Linked DNA regions of Homo sapiens: region 1 is linked to region 2. A link is a contact called in ENCODE Hi-C or POLR2A ChIA-PET data. All regions are on one chromosome and are shown on one strand. The core of a region is the stretch at or near the end of the contact, and the rest is flanking DNA. Distances in the headings are between cores, read along the strand shown.

Region 1 (5,842 bases), core at 522-3,021, 150 kb before region 2:
TGAAAATGCTGTTACTATAACACCTTCTAGCAATCATTACCAATAGGTGCTTGAGCAGTGAATATAAATGATGGATTTCAGCTCCCTCAGTTTGAAGTTGGGAAGTTAACAGGCCAGGGGTAAGGGTCCCCAGAAGTAGAGGATGGGGGTAAGGAGCCCCCAAGAGAAAAGGCAAAGAGAAGAGAGGTGGGAGGTGACAAATGACACTGCATCCCTCTTCCCTTGTGGGAGCCAGCCTTTGTGCCTTCCATCAGCTGCAGGTAGAAGCCAGGTGAGAGGCCACTGGAGCCCTATGGGCCATCAAGGCAGGAAGCATCTCTGGGTAAAGATGTGGGGAGTAGGCAGATATGGGGCTTGTGCTCCATGGCTGTTTTTGGAGTCAGGGCTTACACTCTTTGGTTCAAAACTTATTGTAGTAAACTGTATTCCCAGAGGACCCCTCAATTAAAGTATCACTACCCTCATAGAATGGAAGTGAATGTATTCACATTCATACACAATGATGGATTCTTTTTGCTGTTGTATTTGTTGTAAAAGTCGAGGCTTTCCCTTTCTTTCAAACTCTATAATACTGTTGTTTTTCCCCCTAAAAGCATCATTATACACACAGTGTTCTAAGAAAAAGTGCACCAGGGAATTAGCACTGGGGCCTGAAGTACTCTGGAATGTCCCTTTTATTAGGGCAAAGTCTTTCCTCTCTTTCCTTTCCATTTTTTTTTTTGTTTGTTTGTTTCTATTTAAAAGCTCTATTTTAGGCTGGGCGCAGTGGCTCACGCCTGTAATCCCAGGATTTTGGGAGGCCAAGGCGGACGGATCATGAGGTCAGGAGATCGAGACCATCCTGGCTAACACAATGAAATCCTGTTTCTACTAAAAATACAAAAAATTAGCCAGGCGTGGTGGCGGGCCTGTAGTCCCAGCTATTTGGGAGGCTGAGGCAGGAGAATCGCTTGAACCCAGGAGGCGGAGGTCGCAGTGAGTTGCGATCACGCCACTGCACTCCAGCCTGGGCGACAGAGTGAGACTCTGTCTCAAAACACACACACACACACACACACACACACACACACACACACACACACACAACCTCTATTTTAAAGAAAAGTCAAAGGGAAAAACTCCACCTGTGTTTGCTCTACCCTAAGTCAATTGCTTTCATTTTCCTTTGTTCCTGTCTAGTCTCTATTATGAACATGCTACTCAAGTTTTTATTCATTCTTAATGGCTTTATGATATTTCATTTAGCTGGTCTTTTTTTTTTTTCTTTTAAATCCAATCTTTCCCTTACTGCGGGATGTTTTAAGGTCAGGCCTCAGTGAGCCTCTATGCACATATGGTTTCTTCTTCTGGAGTCTTTTCTGGAATAATTCTGGGAGTGGGCTCAGCCTGCGGGAGAGTAACATTTTTATAACTTGATAGATGTAGCTGAGATGCCTCCCAGAGGGGAGACCCGCCTCTCCTCCGGCAGCTGTGCACGTAGGCTTGTTCCCAGCAGCCTGGCCAGGGTGGTCCACCTGGTGTTTCTCATCTTCTTTCCCCGGAGCGCTGACTCCTGCGCGTCCTCTTGGAAGACTCTTGACAGGACGGGTGTTTTATGGGTGTGATTCAGTGTCCTCTTGCATCAGTTCAATGTGGTGGTGTTCAATCAACCCTTGTAGCGTTAGCAAAATTTGCTCAAGTCATTCCGCAGGAATGTCTGTGTCTTGCTTCCAAGAAAGCTTGTAAGTGCCGGCAACAGGCCAAGCAGCTCACAAACCTGACCACAAGCCTGTGAGTAATTGTGGGGCAGCACTTAGCAGTCTTTTATTTTCGACTTATTAAAGTCTCATCTTGGCCTCACCTTCTCCCTGGAAGGTGGCGTGGGTGGGAACCACTGGGTCAGATCTTTTTCACCCTTGCCGTGGAGCCAGTTTCCTGTTGCATGTGGGGGAAGCAACATGTGGTGAAGAGTATAGAAAACGAAAACATGTGGGTACAGTATGTATAAGTGGAGGGAACAAACTCATAATTCCAACTAGTTTCTCATGAGAGACTCATGAATCATTGTGGTAGTTCTCAATATAAACTTAATCTAGGCCGGATGTGGTGGCTCACACCTGTAATCTCAGCACTCTGGGTGGATCACTTGAGGTCAGGAGTTTGAGACCAGTCTGACCAACATGGAGAAACCCCATCGCTACTAAAAATACAAAATTATCCAGATGTGGTGGCTCACACCTGTAATCCCAGCACTTTGGGAGGCTGAGGCGGGTGGATCACTTGAGGTCAGGAGTTTGAGACCAGCCTGACCAACATGGAGAAACTGTGTCTCTACTAAAAATACAAAATTAGCTGGGCGTGGTGACGCATGCCTGTAATCCCAGCTATTTGGAGGCCGAAGCAGGAGAATCGCTTGAACCTGGGAGGCAGAGGTTGCAGTGAGCCGAGATCCTGCCATTGCACTCCAGCCTGGACAACAAGAGCAAAACTCCATTTCAAAATAATAATAATAATAATAAACTTAATCTCTAACTCTGTTACTCCCTGTAGCATTTGCAAGGACCCTAGGGCTGGATGTTTCTCAGAGGGATAGTCTAGTACCCTAGCTCATGCTCGAGTTACTTCTGTGCAAGTGACTGTTCTTGTCTGGGTCTGTCCTTGAACATCTCTGGAGATGAGAAAATCACCGAGATTTAACTTTGTTCCATCCTTTCTTTCACTAGAGATTGAGATGGACGTGCTGGTGTAATCCTTTCTTCTTGGCCGCTGCCCTGGGGTGATCCACACAAGCCCAGTGCTTTCTTCATGTCGCCCTCGTAGGGCTGAAGGTGGCAGAGTACTCTACTTCTCGCTGTTGCGTTTCTTTATTTGACACTCACCTAAGATAAAACCTTTTGTGACTCCTGACTCTTAATTTTTCTCCTGTTTCTCAGTTGACAGTGGACTTATGCCCAAACTCTAGCTGAGGAGTGGAAGAACTTGAATAGAACCTCATCCAAATTCCTGGGTAGCAAGTCTGTGTTCCTGCTGGTGATAGTAGTAGTAAAGTTATTGTAGTGTTTGCACAAGAAAAATGTGAAAATTCAGGACCAAGTTTGGGGGAAAAGTAGAGCAAAACAAAATAGAAGATCAAAAGCTGGGAATTAGTAAAAAAGAAGTGGATGAGGAAGAATGGTATGAAGAAAAATGAGAAAAGCAAATGAAAATGAGGCCATGCAAAAAATACATGAATCAGAAAATTAAATCTAGGAATGGGATGATTATAGAGAAGGAAAGATGGTTCGGTGTAGCTGGTGATCAGTAGAGGAGATAGTCACGGAGGAGGATTTATCCATCAAATATCGTGTGCCTCCACCACACAAGTTTCTCTCCTGCCTTCCTCTTCTTCTGGGACTGTCCGAAGGACCAGAGTAAGTACCACAGCATCTGTTAACCCTTTGCTATTGTTAATTGTTAGATGTGTCTTGCTTCCTCTTCTCCCCATCCCCACCCCACAAACAAACAGAAGTGCTTGATCCAAGATCCCTGAGGGTATCTGTCCCCTGAGAGGGTCAGCTCGGCCAGGCTAGAGCGTCCAGTCACTCAGTCAAACTCAGTCTAGATGTTGCTGGGAAGGTATTTGGTACATAGTTGACTTTAAGTAAATGAGATTATTCTCCATAGTCTGGGTGGGCTAAATCCAGTCCATTGAAAGGCCTTGCAAGCAGAACTGAGATCTCCCTGAGGAAGGAGAAATTCCACCTGCAGACTGTGGGGTAGTTCCTGCCTGGAGTTGCCGGCCTGCCCTCCTGATGGCCTGTCCATGGCTTTCTGACTTGCCAGGCCCACAGTCACATGAGCCAATTCCTTGAAATAAATCTCTTGATGTATGTGTGTATGTGTGTGAATCTTACTGGCTTTGTCTGGTAGAACCCTGAGTGATACATCCCTAAACCTTTCATTCGACTTAACATTTGTTTCATAGCAGTTGGGTACGTTATTAACTATCTTGCATTTTCTCCTACTTCACGGATGTCTTGTGGCTCCTCTCAGCCTGGGCATTTTCTCCTACCAAATCAGGTGCAAAATATGTGCCCCAGCTATGCATGTGTTACTCCACTGTGGAAAAATCTCAGGTTTTAACTAAGGAAGCAGAAGCAAGGAGTTTTTCAATAAAAGGGGTTCCTTAACACTGTCTGGGATCTCTTTGCCCAATGATTTTCAGGACGCGAAACCATGTTTTGAACTAACAGTGATTGTAGTATTCATTGCTTTGTATGATTTTTAAATAATCTTTTCTTTGTATGTGTGACTTGAGAATTTTACCTTAAAATGGAGTAAGTACTGATTGCTAAACTGATCAATGTTAACAGAACCACAGAAGGGCTGGACTCAGGTAGGGTTCCCATCTCCGCACAGCTGTGTTGCCCGTCACCTATTATAAGGAATCGCTTGTCAGTTCCCTGTTTCAACACAAGCACTTGTTTCTGCCTGTCATGCTGCTGCGATTATTTATCAATGACAAATGATTATTTGTCATTGTTATGATAATATTAGGCCACAGATGTCACAAGGCTTTGGGTGGAATTAAGCTCAGTGGCAAAATTAAGCAACCTGAGCTTCAAAACATCCTAAATGGAAAAGCTTTAGTTCAGCACCAAGTGCAGCAGGGAGAAACTCAAACGTTTGCCTTGGGGACATGATATCCTAGTTGTGGAGCTTCTCAACTGAATGCCTTGTGGTCCTTTTCTTTCTCTATATTTAGCTTCTTGGTAAAAACTCAAGCTTTGAGAAATCCATTTCAGAAATTCAAATGGGCAGAAAGAAGCAGTGAGGAAGGGAAAGTATCAAAACGTTTTTCCCTTTCTAACTTGTTCTACTGGTGAATAGTGACTGATGGAAGACCCACAGCCCTCCTCTAGATGAAATCAGGCAGAACTGAGAACATGGGAGTTGGAGGGAATGTGGTTCCTCCCAGGTCATGGGGCAGCATGGAGAACCCTTCTCAGGCGTTAGTTAGGGGCTGTTAGCTCAGATGATACAAACCAAAAAGGACCTACTCTTGAGTGGCTCACCTTTTTTCTATTTTGCAATCCTAAAAATGATTTTTTAAAAATCAGCTCTAAAAATACTAAATACGATTCTAAAAGAGCCAAGCCAAATAACACTGCAAGTATAGGGTGGCTTCCATGTTTGCATACTTCCCAGTTTGAATACTAAAATGAAAACTTGGGGCTGTTTGGAATGTTGGCCTGGAAAGCAAGGGTGAGGGAGCGACTGCAGGCCGCCTGGCTGCCTTTCACAGCATTCCAGAGCCCACGGGGGTGCGAGGGGCCACAGCCCAGGCCTTCCAGCAGCCTGGAGAGAGGGCAGGGAGCCACCCTTCCTGCCTCCAGACCTCCTGCCAGGGAGAGGAGGCGACAATGCCTGTGTTCCACACGGGATTCTTGACGGTTCCGGGAGTTTCTGTGGGCCTTAGGTAGATATCCCCCAGCCCCCGTGATGCCCCGACCCGTTACAGCTTCGCTATTGGGAGTGAAAGGAGGCGACCCTCCTCAGCATTGCAGTGACTTGCACAGACTGATTCACTCTCCTTAGCAGTCAGTGAACATGTGGTAGGGTGATTTAGAACTCGAAGGAAACCTGGTGAGATACCATTTCACCCTACCAGATTAGCGAAACTTTGCAAGGGTGAGGACACCAAGCGTGGCGAGGCTGAGGCGCGACGGGACCTCTTCTACACAATTCTGGAGGCCGGGGCGCCGCAGTGACGGGGAGAAGGATGCTCTGGGCCCCAGCCGCGGCCCGGGCCCTGTGCGCGTGACCCTGGCTGCCCTGCTCACAGGAGCCCCAGACTAGCCAAAGGCTCATGGCCGCAGGGTGG
Region 2 (5,817 bases), core at 2,202-4,701:
AAACTTCCTTCAGGCACAAGCTACAGTGCCAATGGCCGTGAATACAATCTTAATGAATCAACAATAGATATTAGATTGGGTGTCTTCAAACAGAAACACACATAACACAAGTTTATATATCTATCTATTGATGAAAATGTTGTGACCACAGGCTTGCAGCAATCTAAACTTGTATTTCTCCTAGAAGCAGTGGTTCAGTATTAGCTCTTTCAGAGTGTGTGGCAATTTTATAGAAATAACTATTACAACTACTGAGAATTGACTATTTGATATTTTGTAAACTATTGTAAACGTTATCTTTTGAAAATTCCACCTCTGTGAAACAAAAAAATAAACCTTTGTCCTTTAGGAAATAAGCCTTTTTGGGATACTTACAAATCTGTTCTTCCCTTAAACAATAAGGGGAAAAAACCATGGCACAGGTTAGGGTGGAGGGGTGGCAGTGGGCCATGAACATCTGTGGGCTGGGTAGGGCTGTGCAGATTGGGAATAACAGAGAGAAGACTGGCTGGGGTGAGGAGACTGCTGGAGTCAGAGCTTGGGAGCTGTGTGTGTGTGGGCTCCACACCCACAGGACCTCCACACCCACAGGTCCATCATAGGGCGACCCTAGCTCAGCGACAATCAGGGTTGCAGGATAGGGCTTGCAAAGGAGGAGTCAGCCTGGAGAAAGGGGCGAAGGTACTCTAGGAGGAGGGACTGGTGCTGGGACAGTGCTATCATCCAAGCCGAGAGGAATGCTCTCTGCAAAGGAAATGACCAACCAAGTCAAATGCCAGAGATCGGTGAAAAATTGAGGGCGGCAAGAGTATCCACTGCCTTTAGCATTCAGGCGGAGCGGCTCCCTAGAGCTATGGGGTGGATGTCAGATTGCAATGCGTCAAAGAGTTAAGTGAGAAGCAAGAAGAAAATGAATGCAAAGGCTTTCCAGAAGCAAGACCCTGAGAGAAAAGAGGCGGGGTGACCACAGGAGATGGATATGGGGTTAAGGGGGGTTCCAACAGAGGAGAAGACAGCTGGAGGGAAAAGCTGGCAGAGTGGCTGAGGAGAGGCCCCTCCTTCAGCAGGCCCGGCTGGGTGGGAGGCAGCCCAACAACCGCTGGATGCGGGAGGTCCCGGGAAAGGCTGGAGCGGGGAGCCAACGGGGCGCACGGGAAGAGCACGAATATGGAGACCTGAAGGTCTTCTGGAAGTTTTCTCCTGTGGTCCTCAGCAGCCTGTGGGTGGAATGAGAAATGAGAGATGGCTAAATCGACCCTGGGCAAAAGTTTGTAAGGGGAGGGGCAACAAGGAGAACAGTGGGGTGGAGGAGGGGCCAGTGCTGGTCAGAGAGATCTGTCAAAACGCAGCCACCACAGTGAGCCACTGCACTTGGCCTGGGCGACAGAGCGAGACTCAAAAAACAAACAAACGAAAAACGCAGCCTGCAGGAGCTGGGATGTGGGAAGAAAAGGAGGTTAGTGGGGCCATGGGACTGGGAGAAAACGAAGGAGTGGAGAAGGAGACCAGTGGAGTTCTGGGAGTGAAGGGAGATGAGGGATACGTTCAGGAAATGGAATATACAAATTTAACAGAGGTCTGATGAGTTGGCCTCAGAGCCTGAATGCATTCATTTCAGCTGCATGTAACAGAAAATCCCCAAATAACACTTTTTTCTCACTTAAAGGAAGTTTGGGGGAAGGTACTTTGTCATCCTCTTGTAGCTCTGTAGGCAGCCACCTGTTTTCTGCTGGACCATCCCAGCACGTGGCCTCTCTTCTCAAGGTCCCCTCATGATTTAAGATGGTTGCTGTGCACCAGCCATCACATCCATGTTTCAAGCAGCAGTACAAAGGAAGAAGGAAAGAGACAAAAGGCTATAACCTCCCAGCTGAATCAGCCCTCTTTGAGGGGCCTTCCAGGAAGCCCCACTCAACACGTTCCTTTCATCCTTTTGGCCAGAATTTAGCCACTACACCCAGTGGCAAGGAAGGCTAGGAAAACTCATTTTTTATTCAAGGTGGCAATTGTCCAGGCTAAAATCAGGGTTCTGTCACTAAGGAAGAAGGGCATGGTGGCTAATGGGAAGCCTGCCATCTCCAGCACAGAGATGGGAGCCAATTCTGATATAAGAGCATGCCATTGCTGCCCAAGGTTTACAGGTAAATAGAACCACCTTTTTCTGGCTCTCTTCTGGAAGCTGCTGTTCCAGGTGCAAGGGGAGTTTGCCAAGCTCAGGAAGTTCCCGTGGGTGAGTTGGGAAGGAAGCCCTCATTGTGATTCTTAGTGCAGTCATTCAGAAGAGTTGATATCTTTAGCTGCCTAAAAATAAGGCACCAGCCTTATTTTTTCAGTCTGGCTTTAGGATGGAATGAATATTGGATGGATAGTCTTTAAAAGATCTGATCCAGGGCGAGGGGTCACAGTGGGAATTCAGTGCCTTCCCCCTAATACCCTCTGTCCAGCCCGTCCACTCACCCACCATCCACCACAGGTTGGGTCTGACAGCTGAGTCTCTGTCTCCGCCCCACTGCCTCTGAAGTTCATTCATCACTAAGCTAGAGAGGAGAAATGCATCCATCCCAAGAATGCAAGGACCAAAAGATGCTGTCAGTCCTGTCCTACTCTGCTGACAGACCTCCACATGGCCTGCCTGTGCAACATTTGGGATTTGAGTCAGGGCCTCTCCAGCATCTTTGGGGCTCCGGGTCCCATGCACATGGGAGCAGACAGAGGGTACTTGGGCCCTGACTCCAGTAAAGTGGGAGAGACCAGGCTTGATGACTTGAAACCTCTTGCCACGTTTCACAAGCCAAGGCTTTCTTCATGTCCAAACCTGGTCACTCTTCTGTGTTTCTTCTAGGATATGTTTTCTTTAGCATAAACACCAGACCCAGAGAAAAGCTGTAATCTGCATTTGAACTATAAAATGTAATCAGTTGTTTATACAACTCACAAAATGAAGCAATTAAAAAAACTGACCCTCCTAAATAAGTTAATAAAATTTATTAAATACAGTTTAGAGAATAAATTTAAAAACTGAACCCTCATCCTCCTGTTATGGTGATTAATGACTATCACTCTGTGCTACAGTTATTTTATACATCTTAACTTTCTATTCAATTCTATACTCTGAAAAAAGACCATATCTGATTTGCATTTATATAAATTAATTTACATGGAGTTATATAAGTACATTTATATGATTATGATTTTATATGAAGTAATAGTGTACTATTAATGCCAATTAAATGATTTCATGGAATGGCCCCCTTTTAGACATTTTATTACAAAGTGCCATGAAGATTCAAAGGAAAGCTCGTTATTTTGCAAGATTTTCAATTAAGTTTAAAGATTCAAGGTAAATTCATGTTCCTAAAGCCAGGAGAGAAGTCTGTGTGTGCGTGCGTTGGAGTGTGGGAGCTTCAGGAATGCATCTTCAGGTTTTCCTGGGCAATTTTCCAGCTTTCATTACACGAGTCACTGTGCCGGGGGCTGCTGTGAGGGGCTGTCTCTGTGAGCAACTGTTATGGCTCCACGGGGCTGGTGTGCCCTGGGGTTTGCAGGCACTCTCAGGCACAGACTCCCTCCTTTCTATTATTGTATGGGAACAGTTGAGATGAAACAAATCACTATATGTTCTATTAGAGAAACTATTGTTGAATTGATGAGGGTTTTCATTTCAGAGAGAGAGAGAGAGAGAGGCATTCAATGCCCAAATGTTCTTGGCATCCCTCTGTAGCACCCAGCCTGATGGAGCCATGCTCTGTGGGGCCACCGGGGCCAGTGCCAGTGCCAGTGCTGCTGTTCCCCACCCAAGTAGAACACCCGAGAGCAGCTGGCAGAAGCAGCGGTGAGCTACTGTTTACTGTCTGCACTGCAGAGCATGTCAGTAGGAAGTTAAACTGTTTACTTTCCATAATGAAGGCAAATGGAATTGGCTGTGGAAAGGCCCAATCAGTGTGGCCCAAATTTGTAGAAACTCAAAGGACATTGCTCCTTTGGTTTCCAGATTCTTGAAGCCCTCTTGCTTTGTAAAGCAGCTGTCTTCTCTTTTTTCTTTTTCTTTCCTTTTTTTTTTTTTTTTTTTTTTTTTTGAGACAGAGTCTTGCTCTATTGCCCAGGCTGGAGTGCAGTGACGCAATCTCAGCTCACTGCAACCTCCGCCTCCTGGGTTCAAGTGATTCTTCTGCCTCAGCCTCCCGAGTAGCTGGGATTACAGGTGAGCACCACCATGCCTGGCTAATTTTTTGTATTTTTAGTAGAGATGGGGTTTCACCGTGCTGGCCAGGCTGGTCTCAAACTCCTGATTTCGTGATCCATCCGCCTTGGCCTCCCAAAGTGCTGGGATTACAGGCGTGAGCCACCGCGCCTGGCCTGCAACTGTGTTCTCTAACTGTGAACTTGGTGCTTGCTAGTCCAAATTCCTGGATGGCTCTGTCTAGTAGAATTTTCAGCCAGGACAGAAGTGCTCTACGTTTGCGCCGCCCAGCATGGCAGCCACTGGGCAGTTGTATTGAATACTGGGCACTTATAGTGTGGCAGGGGTGACTGAACTTTAAATTGTGTTTCACTTTAATTAATTAAAATGCAAACGTCAAAAGCCACATGTGACTAGTGGCTACCACGTATAGACAGGGCCAATCTACAAAAGCAAAAGAATTTTTTGCTCACCTGAGGAAATACTATTTCATGTAGTGGCTCCTAATAGTTGGTTTCCTGTCTGTACTGATGCAGAACCACGGCTCAGATGAAGGTTGGGGATCTGTGACTCTCTACTTTCCACCAAAACAACAGGCTTTCCCTACAGTCCACTGGAAATGTTGCTGATTCAAAGCTTTTCTGAGTGACATGGTCACTCAAAAATTCAGAAAAGCATGAAACAGAAAAAAGATCCACATTAAACATTAAGACAGGACTATATTTATCAATAGCTGAGTGGAATAACACACCCTCCCACAGAAACACCTTTAGAGTTTTTATAGGCAAGCAATGAAAATGCTGGGTTTTTTTTCATCAAGTTATATAGGAAGTAAATGCCCCAAATAGAGGCGTGTCTTCATAGGAAGACTGAATAATACAATGGTTAAAAAGGCACACTTTGTCCACATCTGATTTGAAAATGGCTTCCAAACTTTTGAGTCATATGAGCAAGTTGTTTAACCTCACTCACCCTCAATGTGGCTATCTGCAAAATTATAGTACCTACTTCATTAGGTTGCTGTGAGGATTAAAGAAGACAATGATTAACATGGTTTTCATCCACACATGGTAAACATTCAATAAACGGTAGCTACTTTTATTTTATCTTTACCCACCACAAAGTGAAGACTAATAATAATGTAGGGTGGTCCGGAGGTGTTTCCCATATACTAATCATTCACTAATATTCTTTTTTTTTTTTTGAGGCAGAGTCTCGCTCTATCGCCCAGGCTGGAGTGCAGTGGCGCGGGCTCGGCTCACTGCAAGCTCCGCCTCCCGGGTTCATGCCATTCTCCTGCCTCAGCCTCCCGAGTAGCTGGGACTAGAGCAGGTGGCTGCCACCATGTCCAGCTAATTTTTTTGTATTTTCAGTAGAGATGGGGTTTCACTGTGTTAGCCAGGATGGTCTCGATCTCCTGACCTCATGATCCGCCCGCCTCGGCCTCCCAAAGTGCTGGGATTACAGGCGTGAGCCACTGCGCCTGGCCCACTAATATTCTTAGTTAGACATTTGGGGACAGTTAAACCAGACTTGCTAATACTTCTAGTTGTGCATTCAGGCGTTTTTTCTCCAGGCTGTGTGCCCTGGAAGAGTCTCTGCTTATCTAGCAGGTGGTCTGTGGCTCAGTAAATAGA

The links. Hi-C counts contacts between places; a loop is a spot of excess contacts on that map. ChIA-PET counts read pairs that join two places held with the same protein, here RNA polymerase II (POLR2A). Pooled maps may share reads with other maps.
Region 1: a map of mammary epithelial cell shows a loop between it and region 2 (6-fold over the local background). The contact joins two enhancer-like sites. A Hi-C loop is called at or near these places in 1 of 168 maps with a recorded cell type or tissue (mammary epithelial cell), 15 of 37 single-sample maps with no recorded cell type and 7 of 50 pooled maps. POLR2A ChIA-PET finds 5 or more read pairs at or near these places in 1 of 52 experiments (Caco-2).

The regions. Positions count from the first base shown.
Region 1 is chr13:20,415,945-20,421,786 of GRCh38, reverse strand. The region is part of intron 5 of CRYL1 (crystallin lambda 1); the gene reads left to right. Among named protein-coding and RNA genes, the nearest start is that of MIR4499, 15 kb to the left of the region's middle. RefSeq lists enhancers at 1,561-2,760, 5,346-5,842. Within about 2 kb of position 1,771, at least 17 of the 41 ENCODE cell types and tissues checked have a DNase peak (open chromatin) inside an H3K27ac peak, as active enhancers do; they include mammary epithelial cell, where a contact is called at or near this core.
Region 2 is chr13:20,268,310-20,274,126 of GRCh38, reverse strand. No RefSeq gene overlaps it. Among named protein-coding and RNA genes, the nearest start is that of GJB6, 39 kb to the right of the region's middle. RefSeq lists an enhancer at 580-749. Within about 2 kb of position 3,451, at least 2 of the 41 ENCODE cell types and tissues checked have a DNase peak (open chromatin) inside an H3K27ac peak, as active enhancers do; they include mammary epithelial cell, where a contact is called at or near this core.